3 separate regions of the Homo sapiens genome follow, and all the other regions are linked to region 1. The links are chromatin loops, found by intact Hi-C in ENCODE. Cell type or tissue: Panc1. All regions are shown on one strand. Each heading gives the region's core, and the rest is flanking DNA. Links, peaks and the distances in the headings are about the cores only. Region 1 has its middle 42 kb from the start of LINC00550. Region 2 has its middle 67 kb from the start of LINC02342. Region 3 has its middle 570 kb from the start of LINC02342.

The links. Hi-C counts contacts between places; a loop is a spot of excess contacts. Peaks named below come from ENCODE experiments on the same cell type or tissue, not always from the same donor. Only the 100,000 strongest peaks of a DNase experiment are listed, where the experiment ranks them.
Region 2: a loop joins it to region 1, with 2.4 times the contacts of the local background. A loop is called at or near these places in 6 of 110 quality-filtered maps.
Region 3: a loop joins it to region 1, with 4 times the contacts of the local background. A loop is called at or near these places in 30 of 110 quality-filtered maps.

The regions. Positions count from the first base shown.
Region 1 is chr13:68,921,632-68,932,077 of GRCh38, reverse strand. No RefSeq gene overlaps it. Among named protein-coding and RNA genes, the nearest start is that of LINC00550, 42 kb to the right of the region's middle. In Panc1, for the core only: CTCF peaks have their summits at 4,288 and 4,490; a DNase peak (open chromatin) is centred at 4,457; H3K27ac peaks cover 1,987 bases.
Region 2 is chr13:68,805,973-68,816,418 of GRCh38, reverse strand. No RefSeq gene overlaps it. Among named protein-coding and RNA genes, the nearest start is that of LINC02342, 67 kb to the left of the region's middle. In Panc1, for the core only: CTCF peaks have their summits at 5,354 and 5,560 (motif pointing left); a DNase peak (open chromatin) is centred at 5,553.
Region 3 is chr13:68,299,487-68,309,932 of GRCh38, reverse strand. It overlaps the pseudogene HNRNPA1P18. Among named protein-coding and RNA genes, the nearest start is that of LINC02342, 570 kb to the left of the region's middle. In Panc1, for the core only: CTCF peaks have their summits at 5,234 and 5,437 (motif pointing left); a DNase peak (open chromatin) is centred at 5,442; H3K27ac peaks cover 563 bases.

The DNA.
Region 1 (10,446 bases), core at 1,153-9,152:
AAAAAAGATGCAAGGTTGGATAAGTTTCTATTGTTTGACTCCTAAATTTCTTCTCCCTGGTATTTTCTAAATTTTATTTTACTATTCATTCATTCATTGGCTCATTAACTCAGTAATAGTACCCTATCCTGTGGTAGAGGTATTATATTCCTAGAATAAAGACCTGAATATGACATATTATTTGGGCTTCAGGAGGCTCACAGTATGATCAATATGATAAGTAAACATCAATTCTAGCAGAATGAATAAAAATGTTGAATTAGATTTCTCAGCAAAGAGATACAGAAATTCAAAAGTAGATGTTAGTTCTCATTGCAAGGCTAAGGAAGACATTACAATGGAAGCTAGAATTCCCCTTGAATAATTTGGGATTTTATTTTGGTGACATTGAAGATATCACAAATATTTATTTAAAAAATAAATTTGATTACAGCATTGACTTTGTTTTCCAGATAATTTTAGGGAATTCTGCTCACAGTTTCAGGTTGAATGCCAAAAAAAAGAGGCATGTATATTTTATAATTAGACTAATATACTATTCTAGACAGTAAATTACAAGCAAGAAAACTAGGACAACAGTGTGAAAATAAAGAAAATGTTATTTCTTGGAAATATTAAAGATGCACTCATATTGTAAAAAATATTTTATTCTTTTATCTGAAAATAATAATTTCAAATTTTTACTGATTAAAATAATTTTACAATATGATGTCTTGTTTTATTAATAAAAAGTTACTTATGGATGCAGAAATAGCAATGAACAAAATATTTTTCATATTTTATATTACATATAAAAGATATAAAAATAATTGCATGGTTTAAAAATTGATATATAATCTCTCTATAACCAAAAAACATTAGAGGAACTTGATAGAAATGCAAATGTGAGAGTTTCATACCAGAACTAGGCCCAATCAATTTGTTTTTTGGTTTGTTTGTTTGTTTTTTGGAGATGGAGCTTCGCTCTTGTTGCCCAGGCTGGAGTGCAATGGCACGATCTTGGCTCACCACAACCTCCGCCTCCCGGGTTCAAGCGATTCTCCTGCCTCCACCTCTCAAATAGCTGGGATTACAGGCATGCGCCACCACGCCCGGCTAATTTTGTATTTTTTTTTTTTTTAGTAGAGACGGGGTTTCTCTATGTTGGTCAGGCTGGTCGCGAACTCCCAGCCTCACGTGATCCGCCCGCCTTGGCCTCCCAAAGTGCTGGGATTACAGGCGTGAGCCAGCGCTCCTGGCAGCTGTTTGTGTTTTAACAAGTCCTCCGTGTGATTCGGAAACAGACTCAATAGTCCCATAGGCAGATTTTTTGGATAAACATAGAAATTTACCATTCTGGTCTTAAAACTTGAAGCTTTTATTTGTTTTATTGAATTCCTTCCTTACGAAATGTTCCCTTGTTCTCCAAAAACTGTCAAAGAACATAAACTCACCAGATCAGCTCATCCAGACAATGAGATGCCAGACCCCTCATCGCTCGTGATTGCTTCCTTACCCCTCCCTAGTTCATGTTTTCTCACACATAGTTGTATTTCTTTCCTGCTATTATAAACCCCTAATTTTAGTCAGGGAGATGGATTTGAGACTGATCTCCCTTCTCCTCTGCTACAGCACCCCATTAAAGCCATCTTCCTGGGTAATACTCATTGTCTCAGTGATTGATTTTCTGCGTGGTGAGCAGCAGGACCTAGGCTGGATCTAGTGTTTTGGTTAACAATTCTGATGAGCACCAAAGTTTAAAAAACATTGAACTATGGTGCCAGGCAGGAAAGAGCAGAAAGTGATTGGAAAGTTACTGAATATTAGAGGAAATTCAAAATTTTTGTATTAGGAAATTGATGGAGTTCTTATTTGGTAAACTCTATTTCTCATTTGAGCTAATAAATAAGAAGAGTGAGAGGAGTAATGAGAATACTGGAGAATTAAGAAAACTTTTAAGTAATCTTCAGACAGAAAGGAAACCGTGTTCAGAACACTTGCTTGAGAACAATTGTGTCTGTGACAGATTACATAGATATTTTCCTCTTCTGAAATTCTACATTTTATTGATACAGTGACATAATAATATTTTCTAGATTTTTACTTTCTATATAATACTCTTAATGTTAATATGCTCTTAGTTCTGTTGGTGTATTTTAGGTCTTTATGTTTAGCTTAATTATGGCAAGGGCTATTGCCTTCTACTATTTTGCTTCTTTAAGTTTTCCTGGAATGAGGTTTCAAAACAGTCCATAAATGTTTAGAAACGAATAATTTGATTAATACATGACTAAATGCTATGGAGACCCAAGCAGAAAATAAAAACAAGTTGAAGGCTTAAAAATATAATGGACTGTGCTTCCTATTATCTTGGCACATTTGAAAAGTTAATAACAATATTATGAAGTCAAGTGAATCTAAAAAACTCTCTTAGAGAGGTTGTGAAAGTAACAAAAACTATTGTTTTCTGAATTATTGCTGGGCATATTAAGCTGCAGTACTGGAATCTATGTGCTGTCTGCCTGCTGTAACTTGTCACAAAACAAGCAACCATTTGTGCTTTGAAATTTCCTTCATTCACAGAGCAATTCCTGGACATAATGTGCTATATGCATTTTTTAATCCTGCAATTTACTTATCCTATTTCATGTTGTCCAATAAAAATGAAGAGGGAGCAAGTCCATGGAAAATGCTAGTACTTCTTTATTGCTCATGTATTGAAAGATTAAAAATTTGTGATGAATACAAGAAGGTCTCCATAGCAACACATGTAGTTAGACAACGTTCTAGATGATTATCAGTGAGAGAAGTAATATCAACCGATTAAAAATGAATGGCACTTATTTCCATTGAGACGAGCCTGACAAATGGAGTGACAGGGCTCAAGGACAAATGAATATCAAGGAAGATTGGCCTGTCTCACTGAGTCATGTTCAAGCTGTTCTACAGCCTTATATAAAAGTGAGAGAATCTCTGCTCATTCTTAAAGTGCAAACCTTGCCCAGCCTCAGAACCCCACTGTGGATGTTGGCACAAATATTACGAATATTATGAACCATGTGAAAATTCAAAAGCACTCTATTAACCACAAATGATCTTGAATATATTTCAGTTTATTAAAGAAACAGAAAGGAAGGCTCAACACAGGTATAAATACTAATCGTTGTTTTAAGTTCTTGAAAAACTGTCAAAAATTTGGAGTTACTGATAAAAATGGTAGGAAATATGTACTGTAACCATTTGAGACATCTCGACTACAACATAAAATTCATATTATAGAGTAAAATGCCCCATTATTAAAATTAGTCTCGTTCGTGTTTATCATTTCTTAAATGCTTTTAAAGTCTTACTTTTCGCATTTCAAGAGTGGAGCCAAAATGTCAGGTTAGTTCTATAGTGAAAACATTAATTATAGCTTAAAAACTTATACTAAAGTTTTAAAAAATTTACACGCAGAATGATTCAACTTCTACAAGTAATAACTTTTATCATTTTGTAAGCAGAATGGACTATAATGTGTACTGAGTACACTACCATTGATCTTGTATACTGTGATTGTTTCAGTGTATAGATTTTATAAACCACATCATTATTTAATTTCAATATTATCACTAGTTAAAATGCTAGTTTAATCTATTAGTTTTTTAGGGCTGCTGTAACAAATTACCACACACTTGGCACTTAAAACAACAGAAATTTATTTTTTTCACAATCCGGAGGCCACGACTCCAAAAGCAAGGCGTAGATGGGGCTGCAACTCCTCTTGAATCTCTCAGTTTCTGGTGCCTGTTCTCATTCATTGTTTTATGGCTGCATCAATAAAATCTTGACCATCTTTACCTTGTGCTCTCCTCTGCTGTGTCTGTTTAATAATTCTCTGTCTCACTCTTTGAGAACACTTATAATTGAATTTAGCCCACTTGGATAATCCAGGACCAGCTCCTTCATTCAATTACTTAATCACATACTTTGCCATAAAAATTAATATTCACACTGTACACATATCTTTTTGGGGGCCACGATGAAGCCTCCAATAGTCTCACATTTCAATTAAAACATATGGTTTAATCAATTATGTTCTTTGAAAAAATTGTTTTAACTGTAATTTATGATCAAATGAATTTGTAAAACATAAAGATTGTATCACTATGACCTATAAAAGAACCAAAGATATTTTCCAATCTGAACAAAAAAAAATAGTGCTTAGAAATTCTTTTTCTTAATAACTGTAGAAAAAAAATTACTCTCTATGACTTATTTCATGACATAGTTTCTTTGGTTCAAAAGCATTTTTATTATCAAATATTGCTTTAAATAGTATAGCCTCAACAATGAAGCAGAAAGTCAAGTCCAGTAATGCATACATATATTTATGTCTAAAAAGTAATGAAGCATCTTTGGTGATAGGCAAAAATCTAACCTTTTGTTTGTTTGTTTGTTGAGACAGGGTCTCATTCTGTCTTCCAACACTAGAGTGCAGTGGTGCCATTTCAGCTGACTGCAGCCTGGTCTTCCTGGTCTCTAGCAATCCTCCCATCTCAGCTTTCTGCGTAGTTGGGATCACAGGTATGTGCCACCACACTAACTTTTTTTTTTTTTTGGTAGAGATAATGTCTCACTATGTTGCCCAGGCTGATCCTGAAATCCTGAACTCAAGCCGTCCTCCTGCCTCAGCCTCTGAAAATGCTGAGATTACCTGCATGAGCTACCATGCTTGGCAAAATCTAACTTTTAAGAAACTTTCAAAAACATGCTTTTAAAAAAAATCAGTTATAAAACTATTGAGGATAATATTTAGAGATCTTTCATAGCTATTTACTGAATTTCAACTAAGTATTATTTTGAGTGTTCTACGATACCTTGTGTAATATAATTGTAATTTTTTATTGTTTCTATTGACCTACAGCTTTTCATTGTAAATAAAATAAAGTCACTGTGAATAATATACTTCTCTTTTGTCAGAATGTAAAACTTTAATCCATTTGCTTCATGTATCTAAAATTTATTTTTGATTTGATTTGAATTATATATACTTAATGTATTTGTTGATACATTTAACAATTTAATTAAGTAGTCACCATTAATTTACCCTCATTAGAATTTATTTTTTAAAATTAAATAAAAAGTGACAAAACTAATTTTGTTCATCTCAGTTATGTTACTTTATATGTGATGAATTAATTTGTATTGAAAGTATAGTTGGGTTTACAGGTAGTTAGTAAACAATTCTTTAAAATGCTGTAGAAGTTTATAGTTAACTATGTTATAAACATTAATATTTCCACATCTAAATTTGAATGTGGAACAGTGGTTACCTAGAAAAACATAAACATTTCTTTGAAGAAAATCAGAAAATCTTGAAAGACAAGACAATAAACTGCTGTAGAATTTTCAACCTGCAAAAGTTATGCATATATATATATACATAGGTATACTATTTGTTTCCTAGCTTCCTTTGCCACTTCAAAAGTCCCAGAGATTAATGTTTTAAAGGCGACAAGAGCATGTCAAGAAATAAGAACAGAGCTTATTTTGTACTGAGGCAACAGAAATATCATGTTGTAAACATGTTTATTAACCTTGGCTTAGAGAGCAGACAGACAGCCTACTGCTGTGTTAATAACCAACCTGAAGAGGACAAAATGAAAATGTAATTATGTGACATCAAAAGCTTATTGATTTGTCAAAATGCAATCTTTCAAGCATTTTTTTTACTATTATTCTGCCAGAATTCTCTCTCATTAACCTCTTCATATTTTAACACCAGGAGTATCACCATTTATGAAAAATAAATGTAACTGAGATAATTTCAGTTTATCAAAAGATGTTAATTTAAAGGTTTTCTAGGAAGAAAAATATTAAAAATTATAAAAAAGAGTATGGACACTAGTTTTATGAAAGTTGTATTTTAAAGTTATTCATGCTTGAAGGAGTGGCAATGGATATATATTTCTTATTTTATTTGTTTAAAGGATTCCAGGTATATATGCAATACTTGCTATAACTAGGGAAAAGAAGGCCATGACCATATAGTCAATTTAAAAACTTAAAATTATAAATGATATTATTACGTTTAGGTACAATGAAAGGTTTACCTTTGGTTTTGGAGTTATTTTAGAAATGTTCTTAAAGTCTTAATTCTTAAATTGAAGTTAATACTCCAAATATATATATATATATATATAGAGAGAGAGAGAGAGAGAGAGACAGAAACACAGAGAGAGAGAGAGATTAAGAATAAATTGTTATATTAATTAACTTTTCAGTTACTTAACGACTTAACATTTTACAGAATTAAGTTAGTTTAAACTTTTGGAGAGAAGTGTTATATTTAAAAACATTCACATAGAGCAATATTAATTTGATAAAATATGATAATAGCAAAAAATCAGGTATTATAGTTAACTTATATTGATATAAATACCTACCTAGTTTCTCAAATGCATATTCTTATATCTATGTCTTCCAGCTTGTATACACACACACACACACACACACACACACACAAGTTTACACAAAGACAACATAAAATAGGAAGGAAAATTAAATCTCTTCTAAGCCCAAAAATGTAGAAAACTATGAGAATGCATCAATGAAGCTATGATAAATGTCTACATTAAATATCAAATATTCATTGAATGGAACATTTAATGTCACTAAGCTTTTATCCAGCAATATATATAAAAGTATTTGTTCTATATCCCAATGTGTGTATATGCATTATATATTGATATATGGATATGTCCCTGGATTTGAATACATAGCTGCAATATATTTACTATGTATTTTTTCTTTTCGACACATATTATAAGGTTATTCAACCTTTCAGTGAGAATAGATTATACCAGATTTTTCTAAAGCAAAGTGACTTGTATTAGAAATACTTAAGCTCCATTAAACTCCATTGTTTTTCTTAATTATTTTCCCTTTTACTCTCATTATCATAGACTTGTCATTAGTACAAAAACCTTTTTATTGAAATATTGCAAAATAAGTTTTACATTATTTACAATATGCAGATAGAAGAGTATTTCTTCATCAAGACGCTAGCTACAGAACTTGTATAATCAAATTTGAAATTCTTGGTCTTACGTGTTCTACATAGATGTATAATTTTTATAGTGAAATTTGACTAAGAGAAGTACTAGGATAGCCATGCCAAAAAGAGGGAAAACTGACCACTATCTTGCCCACAATTAACCCAAATAATTATTATAATAACTTTGATAGTAAACACTATTTTTTAATGAATGCTACTTACTAAACAGCATTCCAACTATCTTTTATATTATTAGTTCCTTTTATTCTTATATCAATTTTATGAAATAGGTATTAATGTTTTATTTTTATAGATAAAAATTCTGAGAATTTATAGAAAGTACATTTAGTACAACTAATGAAAACACTATTCAACTCCAGTTTCATATTTATTCCCTTAAAAATTATCTACTTCGTTTTATATTAATTTTTTGAGAGAACCCAATTTAATTTAATTTTTCATATAGACCCTTCAGAAAGTAGTATGAAGTGGATGTTCAACATGTTGATAATATGTTCTTTAATTTGAGGAAATTAGATAAAACCTAAAAGAAAGTAATTTGTCAAATGATCTGGAGAGCTCAGTAACACATTGAGGCTGGACAACATAAATGTGTCCAACTAATTTAAATCCAAGTAGGACAAAGGAGCCAGAAAACATGCAAAATATTATGAAATAAATTTCATGTGAAGTTTCAGATGATATATTAATTCATTTTCACACTGCTATAAAGAACCACCTGAGACTGGGTAATTTATAAAGAAAAAAGGATTAATGTTGTCATTCATTCTACAATAGAAGTCAGTCTTGCAACAGTTGAAACTCAAGAGCTTGATGTCCTCACTGCATTCAACAGGTGTGGCTTCTCCATTATTTCTATCTTCTGAGGCAAAGTCTTGAGTGGATCTGCCTAATTAGTGCCACCAAGTTTGGCTGTTTGTGGGCAAAGGAAGGGAATGTATTATGCTTTATTCTGTGAGGAGGTGGGATATATTAGTAAGAGTCCCCCAAAATACTGGCCACCAAGAAAGCAAGAAAAATGTACAATAAAACTATACTATGTGGAAAATTAAACCTATCAAGGTCTATAATTGGTGGATACAAAGGTGCCAAAGTTGTTGTGGGAAGTCAGGGACCCCGAACAGAGGGACCTGCTGAAGCTGTGACAGAAGAACATAAATTGTGGAGATCTCATGGACATTTGTTAGTTCTCCAAATTAATACTTTTATAATTTCTTACACCTGTCTTTACTGCAATCTCTGAACATAAATTGTGAAGATTTCATGGACATTTATGACTTCCCCAATCAATACTCTTATAATTTCCTATGCCTGTCTTTACTTTAATCTCTTAATCCCATCATCTTCGTAAGATGAGGATGTATGTCACCTCAGGACCCTGTGATGATTGCGTTAACTGCACAAATTGTTCATAAAGCATGTGTGTTTGAACAATATGAAATCTGGGCACCTTGAAAAAAGAATAGGAAAACAGCGATGTTCAGGGAACAAGGGAGATAACCATTAGGTCTGACTGCCTGGGAGCCAGGCAGGACAGAGCCATATTTCTCTTATTGCTGAAAGCAGGTAAGAGAAATATTGCTGAATTCTTTCCCCAGTAAGGAATATTAATAATTAACAGCCCTGGGAAAAGAATGCTTTCCCGGGGGGGGGCCCTAAAATGTCCTCTCTGGGAGTGTCTGCCTTGCGCAGTTGTAGATAGGGATGAAACATGCCCTAGTCTCCTGCAGCGCCCCCAGGCTTATTAAGATTACAAAATTCCTGCCCAGTAAATTTTAGTCAGACCGGTTGTCTGCTCTCAACCCGTGTTTCCTGATGTTTATCAATGGCAATGCATGCACAGTGGGACCGGGAACCTCATTAGTAATTCTAGTTTCACCCTGGCCTTGTGAATTTGCCCTGCTCATTGGCCTTGTGATATTTTGTTGCCCTTGAAGCATGTGATCTCTGTGACCCACGTCCTATTCATACACTCCCTCCCCTTTGAAAATTGCTAATAAAAACTTGCTGGTTTTGCGGCTCAGGGGGCATCACGGAACCTGCTGACATGTGATGTCTCTCCCGGACACCCAGCTTTAAAATTTCACTGTTTTGTACTCTTTCCCTTTATTTCTCAGACCAGCTGACACTTAAGGAAAATAAAAAAGAACGTACATTGAAATATCGGGGGCCGGTTCCCCCGATAAAAGGTGATAACCAACAGAGTTTTAAATATGGAGGATATGTTGAGTTAAAAATCTAATTCACTCTTCTCAGATAACATAGCATGTGCTTTTCTCCTATTATAAGGCTTTCTGTAATAAGGGGGCAAAAATAATTATAAAGAGAGCATAAGAAAAACTGACTCAAAAGCAATAACTCACCAAACAAAATGCATAAATATATTGCCACTATGCCTAACGAGAAAAATTGAAGTGCAAAAAATATTTTATTTAATTTTAACAGCAAGCATATTCAAACCTAGTTTTCTAGTTCTTCTAAAGATTCCTTATAGAATGCAGATCATTTATTACAAGTATTCTTCTTAAATTACTAGAATCAAACAATTCAAATATTTTTGAGGACTGCTATATGAAACAATCTGTATTTGAAATTACAAAACTGGTTATAATAAATTTTAAAAACTTAATTTTCTAGAAACTATAAATCGTTATTCTGAAGAAACTGATGTTTGATTATATAGAATAGTATTTAGTATGAAATATTTTTGAAAAATATTCTGCATTTTTATTATGTATGTTAATATGAATTTGATTACTTATGCTCACTAGAGAGAACTTTCCCACATAGCCTGAACCATCTGCATTCCTTATATTTGGACTGTATTTCTATACAGGTGAAATCATACACAAATGTAAAAGGAATCCTTAAAATAACAAAATTCACATTTAATGCACAGTGTATTATTTTAATAAATTCTCAAAGTCCAGTGAAACTGGATGGATGGATGAATGGATGGATAGATGGATAACTGGCTGTAGCAGAATATATCATAATGACCTTACCTAATGTTTGAGCTAGACCTTGTAAAAATATACACCAAAATAATGTTTCCACTTCCCATATCATTTCTCTTAGTTGTAACAAAACTGTTATTCCTCTAGTTCCCCAAGACAGAACTTTGCAATTAATTCTTATTTCTTCTCTATCACTGTCCAGTTCACATAAATCATTTAAATGTAATCAGCATCACACACAAAATAAAAGCAATAAAGCATATAAGAAGAGAATAAATGTTTTCCAAGATTATTCAGCATGAGAGGATTTTTGTAATAACAACCACATAAAATTCTTAAGTTATTATTTTTTAAATTCTAATTTTGGATGCAGGAAAATTTAGTCTCAGTGAAAATTCACCCAAGCTTACAGAAGAGACAATGATAAATTCTGTGTGCAATATCGAGTTT
Region 2 (10,446 bases), core at 1,415-9,414, 120 kb after region 1:
CAGCCCACATGAACTTCTCACCTTTAGAACCATGAGATAGTAAATTTGTGTTGCCTTAATGGGCTACATGTGTGGGAATCTGTTACAGCAGCAAATAGAAAGCTAATGCATTCACTTTAATAATCCCAAATTAGAGTGAAATATAATTCCACAGACAGCAAAACCATTTTTGTTGAAAAGCCCAATGATGAAATTTTAATGTTTTATTTTAGAACAGTAAATATACCTCTCTCTATATAACATATTCATGTATGTATATATTGTGTATGTGTGTGTAAATATTTGCATATAATGAATAGACTTGGCTAATATCCCTGTCTTTATATGTTATTATTCTGCTTATTTCCAACCATTTTGCAGAAATTGGGAAGCAGTGGTTTCATGTTCTATGTGAGATAACATTTATTCACATGAGAATTGTATGTGTTTATATGTTTACACCAATTTAAAAGTTTAACCAAAGTCAGAAAGAATAGAGTTTTAACGTATTTAAAGAAAGTGGGACAAATCAAATATTTTCTGTAAAATTTAAAATATGAACTTTTTTATATTAATATGGTTTATAATGATTTTTTTTACTTCAGGTGATCTTCATGTATATTTAATCTGAAGTAATAGGTTTGAATTAAAGCTTTTGAATTCAAACACATGGCACATACCTTTAGAGAAGAATGGCTTTCAGTTTTGCTCTTATTTAAAGTAGTGGAAAGCTGAAAAACACGGGAAATTTCTTTTATTTAGAGACAATTTTGACAAAATTAAGCAAGTGAAAGTAGTTACCTTGGCCCTTGTTTATTCTGACTCTATTTCAAAGTTGTAAGGAGATGAAAAAGTTGAGGTAAAGTAACTAATCCAAAACTACCTTTGTTTCTTTTATTTATTTATTTTTGAGTATTCTTTGGTCTACTTGAATGTTGTAAGCTGTTTTACTTAATTATGCAGAGGATGATTAGATACATTAGGAAATGTATGAAAATGAATTAAGTTATAAGATTATATTTTAAATTTGTAAAACCAATTTCTATGTAAATAAGGACATGTGATGTTAGGGATAGGAAATGTGATAAATTTAAGAAACAGAAAAGGGGAAGTTTAAGAACGATTTTGAGTTTAGAGAGGACTTTCTGTATCTCTCAATGTCATATTAGATGTAGTAAGACCAACCTAAAACTCTTCCTCAGATAAATACCTCAAGGAAAGCTAGAAGTAAAACTGGCCCCCAAATCAAAAGAGGTACAAGACCTTAAGAGAAACAAAAATAAAACACAACAAATAAAAATGCTTTGAAATAAAAAAATGCTTATGTTTGTATACAACATATTTGTATACATATAAATCAGTATGCACTATCATGTTATTATTATTCTTAACATTAGCTATAATACCATGAAGATATAAGTGAGCAAGGAAGAATTAAAAAAAAAAAATCTGTGTAGCACAGTGACTCACACCCTTACTTCCAGCTACTTGGGAGGTTGAAGCTGGGGGATTCCTCAATCCCAGGAGTTCATACCTGCAGTGAACTGTGATCCTGCTACTGCCCTCCAGCCTGGGCAGCAAAGTGAGACTCCCTCTTTTTTAAAAAAAGAAATCCATGTAAATGAATTGTATTGAAGAAATACTTCTTTCCTAGTATTACACAAAATTGGAGAGTGCAATGTAGAATATTTGGGGGTAAAGAGAACATTTGACTGACTTTGCTCGAATTTTTATATTTTTAAAATTCTAAGATCCTTGCTCAGAAGAAGATGATTATTCATTATTTTGTCTGTCATGCTTTCATGGGTTCACTGACTTTTGTATTTATTGTTAGGGTGTTTGGGTTCCTTTCAATAATTTATTCCCACGAATAAACTATTCAATTTTTCTTGTGAATTGATTTAAATCAACTTAATTATGCAAAAATGAGGCTATATTTTGTAGTGATTGGTTGCATTAGCTGTCAAAAACATGATGTGGAAAATATTAGCTACTCTATTCCACAACCTCAATAGCAGATTACATGAAACTAAGTCTGACGCCAAATTCTGCACCTCATAGAGATATTTATTATATACAAATTGACAAGCAGTCACAAAACATTTTATAAGATATAATCTGTAAACTTAGTGAAACCCCACTTGTTGTCGTTTTAGGTGGTTTCACCACGTGCTTTATAAATAGAACTCAAACCCCAGACCCAGCAGCATTCCCCAGGCAAGACTGTGTAGGAATGCCTGAAAATACTTTGGTGAATGGATCTTGATTAGAAGATGAATGACTCAGAAGACTAGAAAGTATATATTTGTTATACACTATACCCAGAATAGAAATCATGTCCTTATATACTCTGCACAAATATATGATGCCGATGCCCATACCATACCCAAATAACCAAACATGCATTAGCAAGTTACTAAGGGTTTGGGTCAAGGAGCTACTATAACCTACATCTGCTCCCCAATTGTACATAAAACAAGCGCACTCTATCCAAACATACATCAGTGGACAAATAACAACAACAACAAATACTTTGTGCAGTTGACGGCCTGCATTCTGCAATCTCCCTGTTTAATGGGAGGACAGAAGAGCCATCTGGAACACAATCCTGAAAGTGAAAAGTTATGAGACTTTCTGAAGTTTTATATCCGGTTCACAGGTGATGAGGATATCTGAGTTACTTTAACTCTAAAACCTTTAGTTTCACATTTTGGTTTACTTTTAGATTCATAAAAAGAACACACTTCGATCTTTGATCATACTTATTAGCAAGTTGTGTGTGTGTATTGTTTGTTGATAAATTTTAAGAGTTATCTACACAGAACTCTTTGTGAAATAATGCAAATTCATCAGTTTTGTCCTGTGAATTTTTCTATCATGTTGTCAGGTTCACAATTACACCAAAGGTCATGTTGAAGTCCTGAGGGAGCACGTAGATGAGCAGAAAGAACACTCGGGGTGGGGCGTAGGCAGGTGAAAAATGATTTTATTCAGCAGCAGCTGTCATCAACAGCTTTCTCTCACACTATCTGCCCTGTCTTAGCTGCTTAGTCAGGTGGCCCCCACACACAGCTGCATGGCCGGCTCTCCCTTGCCTTCAGGGTCAGAAGCTTAACTCTTTCTCTCTCTGGGCATGATCAAGCTGAGCTGTGTCCTGGCTCCCCTCTGTCCGTATGCAAACACAGACAACTCTGACTGTCTCTTTCTCTGGGGGCCAGTACCCCTGTACAGTGTCAACAGGACAATTATACCTTTTACAGACAATAGTGGCTTAGAGACAAGTGATGGTGTTCCCCATGTTGTGGCTATGGTGGTGAACTTCTCTATGTTATGTCTACATGGTTATGTTAACAAGTGGAGTTATATTCTTGCGCTCTAGACTCATTGAGTCACGCAGGATGTAAACATCCTACCTCAGCCTATCCTTGACCAAAGCACAGCCATGTATTTTCACATGTTAGTTGACCACACATAAAATTAAAATTGAAAGTACCTAGCACTTGCAAAATATAATACAGATTTTACTGAACTAATATTGAAGTGCTAAATTTCAAGAAGTTCAAAATTATAGTCATTGCAAGTAATTTTCTCTTTTTTCTATTTTGTGCATGGTCTCACTGTCATTCTTTCAGTTTTAGTTTCCCAGAAATTTAGAGATTTTTAAAGGTATAATTTCTAATTACAAAAAAAAATTCCAGTTCAAAAATAGAAAGATAGAGATATATATATATACTCTTTAAAGTTTAATTAAATTGATTTTTAAATATTTCCCACATTGTATTTTATATATTTAAATGCATTTTATTGTTTATTTAAAACACTGTAATTATCTTGCCATATTATTTTTATACAACAGGAAATTAATGTAAATGTATCTAATGCAGTCATTATAGTTAGATCTAAAAATAAGAGATTGGATAGTGTTAGTAGTAAAATATGTCAATGCCATACAACAGATATTAGAAGAAATGATATCTGTCAATGAAAAGCAAATAACAGTAAACAGCCCAGCCAAATAATTATTTTAGGTAAATTTCTGGAAAACAGTGTTTCTTCAGAAAACAGTGTTTCTTCAGGAGACACATGTACATACTATAGGCACAGAAACTAAGTTTTATTTGTGATAAAAACTCTCATTTCTATTTGTTTTTCAATTTAAATAAGACAGAATAGAAATCAGAGACGTAACAAATTTGTGGGTACCGCACAATATAATTTCCCATATGTCTTAATCAATAGGATTAATACAACATTTTTCTCTATAAAACAATAATACGAACTACAAGATACGTCTAAATAGTTTCTAGTAATATGCATGAATACCTTGCATGCTTAGTTTCAGTTAAAAAAAAAAGACTATTTCTACCTCAGGAATTATCTTAGTTTCTAATTTAAAGTTGCTAAATACTTATTAAATTAATGTATATCTCTCCCAGGTTTTGTGGTTTATCAGGTTATGGATGTGCTCTTAGATAGAAAAAAGTTATTTAAAAGAAGGTTCTTTTTTATGGTGAGATACATTTTTGGTTGAAAATCATCTGACAACAATACTATAGTCTATTATTTGTAAAGGAATAGTTTATTTTTACTTTGACCAAATTTTGAACTCAAGTATCATTATTTTGAAAAGTCTCAACTAATTTTTATAACTTTTCATCATTATCTCAAAGCTAATAATACCACTTTGCTGGCTTACTTTTCCTAAGTTTAATTGGTTCGCCCTTATAACCAAGGTGACTCTGATCTGGAAGGTTGGCAGTTGCACCTGCAGTATTATGACTACAAATAGATAATAGACCTAAACACTATATTGAGTTGTTCAGAGTGCAGGAGAATCATAACCTTGTAAAATAAAAGCAATTTAAAAACTAGAACAAATTTTGCAAGACTATTTTAGTAGCCAGCACACATTTTTTTTTTTGTTTTGTTACTTCTATATTCAAATAAAACATACAAGTAAGACAGGTCTCTCCTGTTTTCAGATTACATGTGTATGTGAGTGTGTATGTATGTGTGTATACATGTATGTATGTGAGTTAAATTAACTATACATTCAGTTAAAAGTTAAAATATTTTATTGCTAAACTTTGGTTTCACTGACTTCACAGTGGCTTGTAATTGCAGTCCATGTCACAGGTTAGTCAGGCACAGTTTTCATAACCCATAAAATGAATCATAAATGTAAAAGGTGATTTTATTTCAAAGTTTCAAAGTCTATTCATGTTGGAAAATGTATAGCAAAAGGTACCTATGGTAGGCAGGGAATGAGATAAGGGCTTCTCAAAGATGCCTATATCCTAATTCTCAGAACCTGTAAATACGTTACGTTACAAAAAAATTTAGATTGCATATGTAATTAAGTTTGCTAAGCAACGGACTTCAAATTAGAAAGATCACTCTGAAATATTTAGGTGTGCCCAGTGTAATCCCAAACTCCTACAAATGGAAGAAGTTGGAATGGTGTGATATAAAAGGACTCATCTCACCATTGTTTGCTTTAAAGATGAAAGAAAGAGTAAAGAACCCAGGAATACAGGCAGCAGTTAGAAGCTGGAAAAGACAAAGAAACAGACTGACCTCTGGAGGTCCCAGAAAGCATAGCCCTTCCTATACTAGTTAGCTCATTTATTCAACTGAGTACCTCAGCCCCTTCAATCAAGGAAGGAGCTATTCTGACAAGATATTGGGACTGAGAATCAGAATTTATTATAGCATTTATGTATTATTGTTTATTGCTTTTTTAAAACAGACAAGCACAAAATTGTTTTCGTAAGGTTAGTTAAATTTGCATATCTATATGTTGCATCATTAGCATCTACTAGAAATGTGTAAAAGAGAGATAAGTGGGCAGGTGAGGGTTTTACTGTGACCACCCAGAAGTGAGTTGCAGACTTCATGTATGTTTCCTCTTGTCCTGTATCCCACCACTGAAAATTGAAAATAATATATTTTTATTTATTTTTGCAATAAAATGGCACACACTTTCATATTTTGATCAGCTTTCTCTTTTGGATCCCAGTTCCCAAAGTGATTATAATTGGCAAGATGGTCATTATGGATTTAAAAAAATCCATCATACACTATTCATTAAACCATCATACTGTATCTTTACCATGAACCCACCAAAAAGATTCATAATCAACTAGTTGTCATTATTTGTCAGCATTACTTTACCTTTACACAATATTTACCTTCTAAATAATTCTAACTTATAAATATTGGAGCTGAAGTTCTTATATAATTGGTTGGCAAAACCTCCAAGTTTATTGAATTCCATGAGAGACATTGTATGGCAATTAACTGAAAACCTTACTTTGTGCCTTTTGACATTCTGACTCTTAAAGTACCCAATATTAATACACTATTACTATAATCAATGCAGTATACCAACTACCTGTAGCTTTAAAATATTAATTATACAAATTAATTATACTTAGATTTTCAAAGGCAAAAAATGTTGAAGTTAATAAGAACCATGGTAAATTCCTAATAATTAGTGTTACATTAATGCATAAGGTGATATGAAAACTTCAGTGGTGTTATTATAAACTAAAATTTATAGTATTAATATTGCAGTCTTTACACAGGTAACAAGGAAACAACTATAATTCATTTTAATAAGGTGCTTGTTAAATACAGCATGGTGTTTCTGTGTTGAACTATGGCATAAGCTTAAGGTAGAAGACAGAACAATTTACAGATTTATCTGGTTACTTATACTTGGTCTATCCCTTTATGAAAAATACATAGAATACATTACAATTCAACTAACTTATCTCTAAAATTGGAGAGGAGGATCCCTTTACGTATGCCAGTCTTACCCACCAGTGTTCTGGGGATTAAAGGTGGCTACTTTGACTGATATCAAATGATATTGTTTATATACTATGAGTCATGCTGGAATTAATGAAATATTCATAGATAACTTGTTAATAGTGCAGAGTCTATCTGGACACAATGTTTATTCAAGTGATAAGGAAATTGATCTGATCAACATAAGAGTTGTAAGATATTCACAGTTATACTCTTTTTTTTTTTTTTTTTTTTTTTTTTGAGACGGAGTCTCGCTTTGTCGCCCAGGCTGGAGTGCAGTGGCGCGATCTCTGCTCACTGCAAGCTCCGCCTTCCAGGTTCACGCCATTCTCCTGCCTCAGCCTCTAGAGTAGCTGGGACTACAGGCGCCCGCCACTACGCCCGGCTAATTTTTTGTATTTTTTAGTAGAGACGGGGTTTCACTGTGTTAGCCAGGATGGTCTCGATCTCCTGACCTCGTGATCCGCCCGCCTCGGCCTCCCAGAGTGCTGTGATTACAGGCGTGAACCACCGTGCCCAACCCACAGAGTTGTACTCTTATTAGAACACAAATCTATTCATCTGATCAGCTTAGAGAATTCTATTCATATTTTATTTCAAGAGTGATGCATGAACAAAGCTGGTCTGTTTTATTATCTTATAATTCCATTTACAGATATCTGATCATAGCTTATGTATTACCTGTAAATAGAATTGGGGGAAGATATAAAATCTGGGCAATAAAGTATTATCAACTTTTTCTCACTGAGTTTGTCTTTTGCCTAACATCTGTTTTGGAATTGATTAGCACCCGAAACCACAAAGCAATGCCTTTCTCTGGCCCAAGTGCAACCATATCATATATAAGAAGAAAAGAAATTACAGAATGATTCATCATCAAGCAATTCTAAGAGTAAGGCTCCTGTAATGATATCACACAAGAGGGAATAACCCTGTAGGAAAATCTTACCAGTCATTTTTGAGGTTGATTATTGGCACATAAAACTATCCCTCTGAAGCATTTTTGGAAGGATCCAATCAGCCCTGTGAGACCATCTGTTTCATGGTTGCCATAAGGGTAATAGCTTGCAGTTGTGGGCAACACTTGACTCAGTTACTGCACACAGATCTCACTGCCTTAAACGCTGAATTAATGATTCAAAGCACCTTCTTAACACGCTTATTGAACTAATTGGCTCCAAGAAAAGGGTTTTCAGCTGTGAGTCTAACATAACTATCAACATACTATAATAACATTTATATTGTATGACTCTCCTCTTTTATTAAGACCTAGATGGTCATCAAAGAATTCATTCTGTATTCTGTGTTAGAGACTACCATGTGCTTGCTAAAACCTGTTTATTTTCAACCTGGGCATTTTATTCCAATCGATTTCTCAGGTTCCCTTGTAGTTCGGTGTGGCCATGTAAATGAGTTTACATCAATTGAATTGGAGCAGAAGCTGTTCCCTCCTTCACACCTGGCCCATTAAAATTTACAGTTTGTGCCTTTCAGAGTCTTTTTCTCTATATCTACCAATAAAATGGAGAGGATCTATCAGAAGACCATAGGGTGTTAGCAAATGGCAGAACAACAAAAATAATCACATCCATTGAGCAGATGCCTAGCCAAAGAAACTGTTGATACCTTTCTTAAACGCTGTTGAGCAGAAGGTCTTAGTGCTACGCTAATGGGTGCAGCACACCAACATGGCACATGTATACATATGTAACAAACCTGCACATTGTGCACATGTACCCTAAAACTTAAAGTATAATAAAAAAAGGGGGGGGGAAAAAAGAAAAAGCCACCCTACCAATAACTCTTCCATTGCACTGTTATGAGATGCAAATATGACTTTTGAAGGGTTAATTCACTAAGATTTGAAAATTTATCTGTAAAAAACTTGTGTAATTAACACAGAAATTGATGCTAATATTGAGGTGCCTTCTTGGCAGGTTAGAACCATTGGTTTAGTATTCTGGAGGGAGCAGGCAACAGAGCAAATACTTCTGGATGCACGGATAGAGATTTGTCTTATACCTCATCAAAGATTGGCAAAACTCTCTCCCATAATGATTTTCAAGGCAAACAATGTGTTCACTGAGGCTGTATCACTAGCAGAAATTGTTGAAAGTAATCTGAAATGTTTTAGCTACTATTTAATCTATCATAATAATTAAACCAACTTAGGAAAGATAATTATGTTTTTTAAGTGGAGAGCAAGGAATAGAGATATTTTAAAGTCAAAGGCATTTTAGCTTGAAAAGTCTGACTGGCCTTAAATCCAAAAAGTGAAATAATCAAATGACTATAACAACACTTTAAAAAGGCCTTTGGGAAACAAAAACTTTGTGAAACTTCTTAGAGTTAGATAAAGTAAATCAACTTTGTATCCAACTTCAGATTAACAAAGCTCCCTTTCAGATGGTTTCAAAAAATGTCATTAAATTGATGAAAATGACATGAGAGAGAAGAAACAAAGATATATAAGATACCTGGCTTTATGGTCAGATACAACATCTATGTGTGGTTACTTGGTGTACAGAACTTGTGCACCAAGGAATTATATAGCTAAGCAATTTAAAATCCTAGCTCTTTGCTCAGAAAGTTGAGAATTGATAAAACCTTCATAACAGTAATTCTCTAACAGAAAATAGAACATAAAGTCTAAATATGGCTCAAAGGAAAGCATATTCCCCAACTTTCACTTCAGGTGAAGCCACGGAGAATAATATATAGGGAAGAACAGACTTCAGTATGGGGGTAAGGAACATCGAGGAAAGGATCCAAGAGTTCTCTCAGAGACAAGATTGAAGAAACTTGCATCAACTTCCTTAAACATACGACTTCTCAAATTTAAAATTGCTTTGGACTGGGGACAGTGGTGTGATGGCTTTTCTCTCCATGTCCAAACAAAAGTGTTTATTGTGTGTTATTTTGTCTTTGATTAGCCATCCTTGTCATTGTCTTCCTGGTAATTTAACAGAGTCCATTGTGAGTAAATAACATATAATTTTGTTTACAGGCCTTGAACAAGAAAATAGAGTAAGACTATGCACCTACTGGAGATTCTGAGTTTTAAGTTGGATGCAAAATCTAATGGAATCTTAACTCCAAAGACATAAGGGATATTTCTTCAATTATCTGTGTGACAAATTTTATTTATTTTAAAAATCAGTTAACTTATCAACTCTGGTTTTTGATGTGAGGGAGCAGCTGGGTCCACAGACCCTCTAGATCTTTCTGATTCAGTCCTTTCAGAGCCAGGTATCAGCTGGAGGCCAGTTTCTCTTTCAAGTAACTAGCATCTTGAAAGTTGTAGTCTTGGTGATGGTTTGAAAACAACGTGCATTCTACCTTGTTCTCACTTGTTTCAGTTTCCCATTCCTCTCCCCGACTTAATATTCATCTTTACTTCTCAATTTACTGATTGGTTGACTTCAGGACAGCAAAAAACACAGAAGAAATGACCTGTTTTTTAATAGTTATAATAATAATTTAAGTCAAATCCTTATAATAAATGTCATAATCAATATTATTCCTTGTAATACATTCTTTTGAGTACTAAATGATATATAAACAGGAATATGGCAGAACATGCCAAGTGTTTCAATATATTTTTCCTATTTAGCACATATCTACAGTACATATGTCATGACCCCCTTTGCAGCT
Region 3 (10,446 bases), core at 841-8,840, 620 kb after region 1:
GAAGCATTTATTTTTAAACCTTTTGTAAAACATACTTTTGTTCATCATGTTGCAAATCTCAGAAGTTTTTAACCAATTGGAATACCAAAAATTATTGGGGTATTTCTAGATATAGTCTTTAATTTTGTTACCCTTTCCAGATTAATGTGGATTCTTTTTTTTTTTTTCTGTTATATTTCTTTAATGTACTCTATTTGTGAGTTACATTAAAAACTTGGTGTACCACTGGAGTAATAAAAAATAATACTGAGAAATTAGATATATTTTACTGTGGAGTCTCTTAAATATCATCCTTAAAGTCCCTATAGCATTAGCACTTTAATCATTAACATTTTTTTAAAAAATTACACAAGAAGTCCGGGCATGGTGGCTCACGTCTGTAATCCCAACACTTTGGGAGGCCAAGGTGGTCAGATTTCTTGAGCCCAGGAGTTCAAGGCCAGCCTGGGCAACATGACAAAAACTCATCTCTACAAAAATTAACAAATTATCTGGGTGAGGTGGCATGTGCCAGTAGTTCCAGCTACTCAGGAGGCTGAGGTAGGAGGATGGCTTATGCGTGGGAGGTTAAGGCAGCAGTGGGCCGCGATTGTGCCACTACACTCCAGCCTGGGTGACAGTGTAAGATCCTGTTTAAAAACAAACAAACAAAGCTACCAGAAAATGAATTTAAAAAATTAGAAAATGTATCGTATTAATACATAAATTTTAGGTAGTACAAAGTCCAATTCTTGTTATAAGGTGTAACCAAAGTAGAAAAATTTAAGACATGATAAGTTTGAGGGCCTATCTAGCTGTATGAAAAACATGTTTGTTGTTTTAATTATCAATTAACTGAAGTAAAACTGCTAGTGTTTGAAGGTATGCTTGTTTAAAGTAATGTTGTCTTGAAAAGTACAGCAAAAACAAAAATAAACAACTAAAAACAACAATAAAAATTCTTTTGTGTATTATACATTGTGACATATATGCAGTGCTTTACTCTTTTTTTTGTCAAATATATTATAGAGACGTAGTGAAATGACACTTCAGTATTTTCCTTTTTTCTATGACTGTTCTTCCACCCTTATTCCTTTAGAAGTCTTCCATGAATCTGTTAGAGATAAAGGTGAAAATCAAACTTAACTGATAGGCACTATTAGCATCTCAAAACTCCATCCCTCCTTAGAGGACACTAAGTGTTCTATGATTAGGTCATGCCAATTATGTCTGTCTTCATAATTATCCCAAGAGACATCTTAGCACTTATACAGTGAACAGTAATGCACCTCATAATGTTTTTTTGTTTGTTTGTTTGGCATAAAAACATCAGACTGTAAATTAGTTATCAGGTGAAACTACTAAAATAATCAGATCAATGGTGCTGAAATAAATCTATATATTTCTGTTTTCTTCTTGCATCATGCATATTCACTCATAAACTTTTGTGTTCTTGAACATATACACAAAGATACAAACTGCATACTCCTTAAAACCAAATGTACCTAAAAAAAAGAGTTATATTGAAAATAATGCATACATTTTATACATTTTCCAGCTCACTAATATAACTCAGTGATAGGTTATATCTATCTAAGTGAAATATTTGTATATTTTTCAGAGCTTTATAAAATTAATAACTTTTCACATGACTGAAAATAATCAGATATAATTCATATTGCCTGTTTCTAAAGAGGTACTTAAGTTGCTTATAACATTGGTTTGTACCATAGTATAATTGGATTCTGTTTAAAAAATTTAGAAAATTATAATTTAAACACAATTATTATGTCATATAATGATTCCTGCTATTTGCAATAAAGATTTTTATTACATGCATGGTTAATCTTTATTTTTAACATAAGCTTAGAGTCCACAATGTAAAACAATTAATAACTAATACATTCTGGGACCTTTATCTCATATTTAGACTTCCCAAATGTGTTGACTTTTCTCCAAGGCTGATTAGAAATAATTATATGGCTTGTAATAATTAATTGAGAATCAAATTTTTCTTTCAGAAAACATTTCCTCTGGAATTAGCTATCTTCAAATTACCTATGACTTTTTATATTTGCATAAAAATACTTTTACTTTTCATTAGATTTAAGAAAACAATTCAGTAACTTGCGGATATCTGAATGATATAAAAGCCCATGAATTAAAATGACAGTGCCTGTATTTTATACAGTAAAAAACATGCATTTCTTTAAGTATAATTAAGTGTGCCAATTTGGAACTTATGTTTCCTTATGAGTGCACAGATAATTTAATATACAACACTATATGTTTATTTTTGCTACTATCCTATAACAATATTTTAGTATAGTTTTACTATAAAGTGATTATCTACAATATTAATATGAAATATGAAGCATAACAGAATTAAAAGTGAAAAGAAAATAATTTCTCAAAACAACAACTAAAATATTATCAATTTAATCATAACTACTGATTATGAAATATTAGTAATAAAACAAGCATAATATATTCACTATGCCTGTATACATTCAAGAATTTTGTTCATAAGTAAAATGTGCAATTCTGTAGCATTTAATTTGTGAAGAAAAGCAACTAAAATATTTTTGTTTGTTGTATCCCCTTATGTGTTTACATATCCCATTTGTTCCGCAAACGTCTATTGGCAGCCACTTCGTGCCAGAAATTGCAAATTGATACAGTATTATCTGATGAGAAAAATATCAATAAAATTTCAAGTGAATTATTATTTTTAAAAATCTGTTATACATTCCTTTATTCTAGCCAGTCTCTCCCACTAACCATGAGTCCCTACATGATCCTCTGCCTTTCGTCTCCTGATATTGGGACTTAGATCACTTCTTTAAATATTTAAAAAGGAAAGATTGCCAAGGGATTATTAGTTCATTGGGCAAATAATTGATATGTATACTCTCAAGCTCGTGGCTCTCTCAAAGTGATTTTCTATGTGTGACAACTTTATCAACAATTTTTATTTTGAAGGCTAATGACTCTACACACATATTAAGAATACCTAATGAGACTCCTTTTGTGAAAATAAGTCTTCACGTTATAAAGATGAAATATAGGGACAAGCTTCTACATTTGCTGAACTGTTGATGACCTTTAATAATCGTGGTTACTCTCCTCATTTTATTCTAGGTTCATTAAGCTCAGTATGCTTTTAATGCATCACTCTAGTGTTTAGCAATTCATTTGTTCAACAAGGATTTGAGTGCTACTCCAAGCTCTAGTTGAGTGACTAACCAGCATAAGCTATTTTCTTTAGTTGAGGCCAGGAATTGAAATGTGTACTGACTTACAAAATAGACTAATATCGTTAAAGAATAAGTAGAGTATAAAAGAAAAGAAAAACCCATGTTTCAAAATTAATGAAAGTGTCAGGTAGTATGCTTAAAAATCTTTTTGAATAAAATTAATGTTGTTATAAACTTTCATATACTGTATCTAATTTTAAAAATAAAAACAATTTTAAAATTCAATAAATCTGAAAAAGCAATCAAAACAGTGCAGAGATCATTAGATAATGTCTACACATTTATCTCTGTAGATTTTTCAAATGTATTGACTTTTCTCCTGAGCTGATTAGAAATAATTTCAATTACATTGCTTCACAATAAATAACTGAGAATAAAATTTTTCTTATAGAAAACATTTCCTCTAGAATGACCTATTTTTCAATTACCCATGTTTCTTTATATTTACATAAAAATACTTTTAATTTTCATGAGATTTAAGAAAACGAATTCAATGTGCCAGGCATCCTTCCTAGAACTACAGATATATTAGTGAACAAAACAGCAAAACGCTTGCTTCTTGATGCTTACATTTCAGTTATAGTAGTCAGTGGATAATAAATACAATAATTAAGTTATATTCTATTAAGAAGTTGATGAATACCATAGGAAAAAAATAAAGAAGATAGTTGTAGACAAGAAAATAAAGCTGTGCCTGGAATCCCAGCACTTTGGCAGGCCGAGGCAGGCAGATCACCTGAAGTCTGGAGTTTGAGACCAGCCTGGTCAACACGGCAAAACCCCGTCTCTACTAAAAATACCAAAATTAGCCTGGCGGGGTGGCAGGCACCTGTAATCCCAGCTACTCGGGAGGCTGAGGCAGGAGAATGGCTTGAACCTGGGAGGTGGAGGTTGCAGTGAGGTGAGATCGCGCCACTGCCCTCAAGCCTGGGCAACAGAGCAAGACGCCATCTCAAAATAAATAAATAAATTAATTAATTAATAAACAAATAAATAAATAAGGCTGCTATGGAAAGAGGGTTTCAACAGCATACGATGGACAATATCAACTAAGACAAATATATCTATAGGTACCCTAAACATCAGTGTGAACTGACTTGTTTTTATTTTCTTCCCTTAATTCATTTTCCACCTCATTCTTTCTGGATTCTCCAGAAATTCATTTTCCTTCATGTATACGCCTATATACTCCTTATTAAAGCACCTGATTTGGACCTACATACCCCAGGAAGTATATCTGTGCATCCTTTTCCACCTGATAACCCCCACCAGCATTAGCTCAGACTCATTTGAATTTTTAATAAAATTAAATAATAATAATTTGTATCTTGACTCTAAGCGAATGCTTCCCCTTCACTTCCTTTCCCTATTTTGGGGGGGGTTTTCTTTCTCCATCACTCAGTATGTTTACATTATAAATTGACTATTAAAATTTTACCCATGCTGGCCGGACGCGGTGGCTCACGCCTGTAAGCCCAGCACTTTGGGAGGCCGAGGCAAGCGGATCACCTGAAGTCGGGAGTTCGAGACCAGCCTGACCAACATGAAGAAACCCCATCTCTACTAAAAATACAAAAATTAGCCAGGCATGGTGGTGCATGCCTGTAATCCCAGCTACTCGGGAGGTTGACGCAGGAGAATCGCTTGAACCCGGGAAGCGGAGGTTGCCATGAGCCGAGATCGCGCCATTGCACTCCAGCCTGGGCAACTAGAGTAAAACTCCAACTCAAAAAAAAAAAAAAAAAAAAAAAAAAAATTATCCATGCCAATACAGCACTCTTTGAGGCCTTTTCTCCTCTAGAAAAAACAGAAGAATCTCTGAATACCAAAGACTAATAGATAAATCACATCTTTTTTCTCTATCAGTTATTCACTGACTAACAAATGAAATTATAATTTCAAGTTTTGTGTTGTAGAAATGCTCATGTATATGGTGTGTGGGAAATAAGGATGCTTATTCATGTAATGCATATAATTGTTATGTATACAATATGTCACAGTATTATCTAAGCTATTTTATGTTAATGAGGGGTAATAAAACATTTCATAATTCCAGATCCATGCTTTCAGCTATTAAATTTTTTTTAAATTGTGAATTTCTTAGACCTCACTGAAAAAAAGCCATTTTTTATGACTGAAACAATTTGAAATCTTCCCTAATGTATAAAGGGTTAGTGGGAATTCATACTCCACAGTCACACTGCCACCTAATGGAGGAGGATAAAATGGAAATCAGACACTTGTTTCCCTTCCTTCAGTTCTTTATAAGTTTTTGGTTTTTCATTTTTGTTTTTGGATTTTGGTTTTGAGGATTTCTGTTTGTTTGTTCTCTGTTTTGATAAAAGAAGGACTGTCCTGCTTCCGAGTTAATGATTATCAGTTAAAGGGTCCAATTACAACAGCTCAGCAGTTTATTGACCTACACTTTAGATATCTTAAGGCCTTAATGGAGAGTTAAAATCTTCCAGGTGGTAAGGTTCCAATTATCTGAGATTTCTGGTCATAGATTTGCAAATTGGAGATGAAAGTTGCTCTGGGCAACTTTCTATATTATCCTTTTATCCTTGCATTTTCAGCAAACTGAATTTAGAAATGCTATATTTGGTTGCACTAAAATAATAGTAATTACATTTAGTTACATGAATAACAAGATTTATGAGATTATTTTTAAAGTAATAAATACTAATAGTCCATTGTCATTAAAAACGCTTCACTAAAATCCTACTACACATTTTACATTAATTATATCATCTAATTGTCAAAACACTCTGATTTTGTAATACTACTATCCCGTTTTTTTAGATTAAGCACTAAGGCTTAAAAGAATCAAGGAAAGCTATCAAACTCATACAACTAGTAAATATTTGATTCCCAACTACGGATCATAATATTTCCCATAGTTCAACTTGATAGCAATTATGATATTACTAAATATGTTAATTTCAGATTTTAAAGTAGAGTCTTACATTTATATTCTAACTTCCAATTCAACCTTTGTAACTAGCTTCCCAATCTTTCTATCTATCCAATCTATAAGAAGACAAATAGACCATAAACATTCAATTTAACATAAATGTCTAAAAGCCTCTCAAGATAATTTTTAATTAATAAAGATAATAGCATCTAAAAGAAAATATATGCCAGAGGAATATCCTGTAACTGTGGTATTATGAGATAGAATTTTTTAAATCAAAAATAATAAATTATTGCTAATACGTGGTTCACCTTTAAAAAATGGTAACCTGCCTAGTTGGAAAATATGATAGGAACTGATCCCCTTAGTATATAAAACCAAGATCCAAAAGGTATGACCAAAAAGTTAAACCTTTTGTAACATCCTTTCTGCCTGTGGACGCCACCAGGAAAGCATCGTTGTCTCTTTTCCACTGCTGTCATGTCTAAGTCAGAGTCTCCTAAAGAGCCTGGACAGCTATGGAAGCTCTACATGAGATAGTTTGAGGAGCCATTTTGAGCAAGGCAGAATGCTCACAGACTAGTATAAGAGTCAAACACCAAGAATTCCAGGGGCTTTGGGTTTGTCACATATGCCACTGTGGAAGAGGCAGAAGCAGCCATGAATGCAAGGACAGAAAAAGTGGATAGAAGAGTTGTGCAGCCAAAGACAGCTGCTGCCCTAAGACAAAATTCTCAAAGACCAGGTGTCCACTTAACTGTGAAAAAAGATCTTTGTGATCTTGAAGCAGAAATACCATTCAACCCAGCAATTCCATTACTGGGTATGTACCCAAAGGAATATGTCATTCTATTATAATGATACATGCATCCATATGTTCACTGCAGCACTATTCACAATAGCAAAGACATGGAATCAACCCAAATGCTCATCAATGATAGAATGGATGAGGAAAATGTGGTACATATACAACATGGAATACTATGCAGCCATAAAAAGGAAAGAGATCATGTCCTTTGCGGGGACATGGATGGAGCTGGAAGCCATTATTCTCAAGCAAACTAACACAGGAACAGAAAACCAAATACCGAATGTTCTCACTCATATGTGGGAGCTGAAGAATGAGAACACATGGACACATGGACGGGAACAACACACACTGGGGCCTGTTGGGGGTGAGGAGAACATCAGCAAGAATAGCTAATGGATGCTGCGGTTAATACGTAGGTGATGGGTTGATCTATGCAGCAAACCACCATGGCAAATGTTTACCTGTGAAACAAACTTGCACATCCTCTATATGTACCCCAGAACTTAAAATAAAAGTTGAAGCAAAAAAGATTCAATATGCAAAAACAAAACAAACAAACAAACAAAATAAACACCTAGAAATATTAGACCTTTATGAAAACATAAGTAGACTGAAAGACAATAAATGAGACAATAATTAGAAAAATCTATTGTGCTTATAAATGGGAAGATTCACTATCATAAATATTTCATTTCTCTTCATTTTGATAAATTTTATTTAAAAAGAAGATCTTTGTTGGTGGACATTGAAGAACATCACCTAAGAGATTACTTTGAATAGGATGGGAAAAATTGAAGTGACTGAAATCATAACTGACCGAGGTAGTGGCAAGAAAAGGGGTTTGCATTTGTTCATTTTGATGATCATAACTCCTTGGATAAGACTGTTATTCAGAAATACCATCCTGTGAATTGTCACAACTGTGAAGCAAGGAAAGCCCTGTGGAACCAAGAGGTGGCTGGTGTTTTACCCAGCCAAAGAGGTCGAAGTGGCTCTTAAAACTTTTCTTGAAGTGGCCGTGGAGGTGGTTTTGGTGGGTATGACAACTTTGGTTATCGAGAAAACCTCAGTGGTCCAGGTGGCTTTGGTGGCAGCCATGGTGATGGTGGATATAGTGACAGCAGGCTTGGCTATAACAGATTTAGTAATGGTGAGAGTAGTTTTGGAGGTGGTGGATGCTATAATGACTTTGGCAATTATAATAACCGATCTTCAAATTTTGGACACATGAAGGGCAGAAACTTCAGAGGCAGAAGCTCTGACCTCTATGATGGTGGAGGGTAATATTATACTTTGCCAAACTATGAGCCTAGGGTGGCTATGATGGTTTCAGTAGCATCAGTAGCTATGGCAGTGACAGAAGATTTTAATTACTGTCAGGAAACAAAGTTTAGCAGGAGAGGAGGGCCAGAGAAGTGACGGGGAAGCTACAAGTTACAAGATTTGTGGAGTCAGCCAAGCCCAGTGGTGGCAGGACCTCACTGCTACAAAGAAGACATGTTTTAGACAATACTCATGTGTATGGGAAAAAAAAAACTCAAGGAACTGTATTTGTGACTAATTGTATAACAAGTTATTTTAGTTTCTGTTCTATAGAAAGTGTAAAGCATTCCAACAAAGGGTTCTCATATATAATTTTTTTTGTCCCATGTTGTTGATTGCTAAACACAAAAGTCTGATCATGATGCTGAATATATGTATCTTGTTTTATAAGAAAGGTAAGACTTTCTTTTCTACTTTCAAACATAAACTATTTTTTAGTATCAATTCAGAACATACAACTTCCAGAACTTAGGAAGGACAAAGAAAAATATAATGTGATAACATTGAACCTGGTAGAATAGAAAACAGGTTAAACATCTCGCATTAGTAATCAAGCTGACGTTATCTTGGTGAAATCTAGACATTTCAAGAAAGAAAACAGTTTCAATAACCATTATAAATAAAAATGCAAATTATTTTAAAAAGCAGAAAACTCAAGGCTTGCTCCTTTCCACAAAAATAAGTGCCAGACATTAAGGATGCGATCTGAGACCTGAGAATTGTAATTATTGATAAAATGTAACTGAAGCAACAGAAAGCTATTTTTAAATATCTGAGGGCTCATAAATTAATGATACATGAAATATTGGGTGATGGGGACCTCCTCTGCTTTGCCTGTGTTCTAAAGGAAGTAGCATGTTTTAGGAAGAGCCGATTTTTGAAGCTAAGTTGGTAGAAGATATAAGAAAAGTAATGTTCTATACAACAATGGTTCCAAGAAACAGCGAAAATATTATGAAATGACATATAATATGGTTATTCCATTAAGTATGATGTTAGTCGTAATTTTCTTTGATGTACCTTATGAGGTTGAGGAACCTCCGTTCTATTCTATATTGGCCGGGAGTTGTGTTTTTTTTTTTTTTTTTAATCAGTAGTGGGCATTAAATTTTGTCAACAGTTTTCTCAACAACTATTGAGATGCTTTTCTGATTTTTAAAAGTCAGTTTGTTATTGCTTAGACAGTCCTTATTATATCCAAAAAATCTGATATTCTAGGTGAAGAATATGGGATAAAAGCTTCATTAATCAGGCCAATGGCACTGTCTAGCACATTTTCAGATTAGCTTTGTGAAAATATTATTTAAGTTTTTCCCCTTATATCTCAAATCCATTGGTGCCTACCAAATACATATGAATGCACATACTTTTAATGTTTTTTTTTTCCTTCCTGTTAGAGAGAGGCAATTTCTCAAATACGCCAGAGTGGTTCTTAACTCCAACTGTGATCAGGGTTTAATTTCTGAATTACACACCTGGATTCAAGGATTCATGTTGCCAGTTGTATAATAGTTAAAAATTTAGCAATTATTGATTAAATATTTTTTAGGACATTTAGGGCTACAGGAAACTCTGTTTAAAGAAAGAGTATTGCTTTAATAGAACTATTTTCCCATTTTAAATCAAAACTTCTCTCAACCTATTATATACATAAGTTTTTCTTGGAGAATGTATCTATGATGTACCTAGAAGCAAAGACTCTGTGGGGACAAAATATGTATGCTGCTGATCTGTAAGGATAGTTAGAAGAGGCAAGGCAAATTCATTCCCTATGCAATCCATTTCAGGTTTGGGAAGGAAAAATTTAAACACACATGCAAGAAAACTGCACTTGAAATATTCAGTTGTGTCTGTTATACTAATGATACCAAGTTTTATATATATATGTATATATATACACACACATTTCTAAAACTTTTTTGCCTTTTTCTTAATAATGTTGATATTTTTCTGTGTGTGAATTTCTATTTTTCCAAAATTTTTAAAACATAATTTCAAATATTCAAGGGAAATTTTTAAAACACACTGAATTCTTATCTGTCTGAAAGTGTCCCTTACTGTCAATGATTTATAGTCATCATAATTCTAGAATAATTTCATTTTAACGCAAGTTTTTCACCAAAAGAAGTGAAGTGAATGATGTCATTTAAAAATTGAGTTTC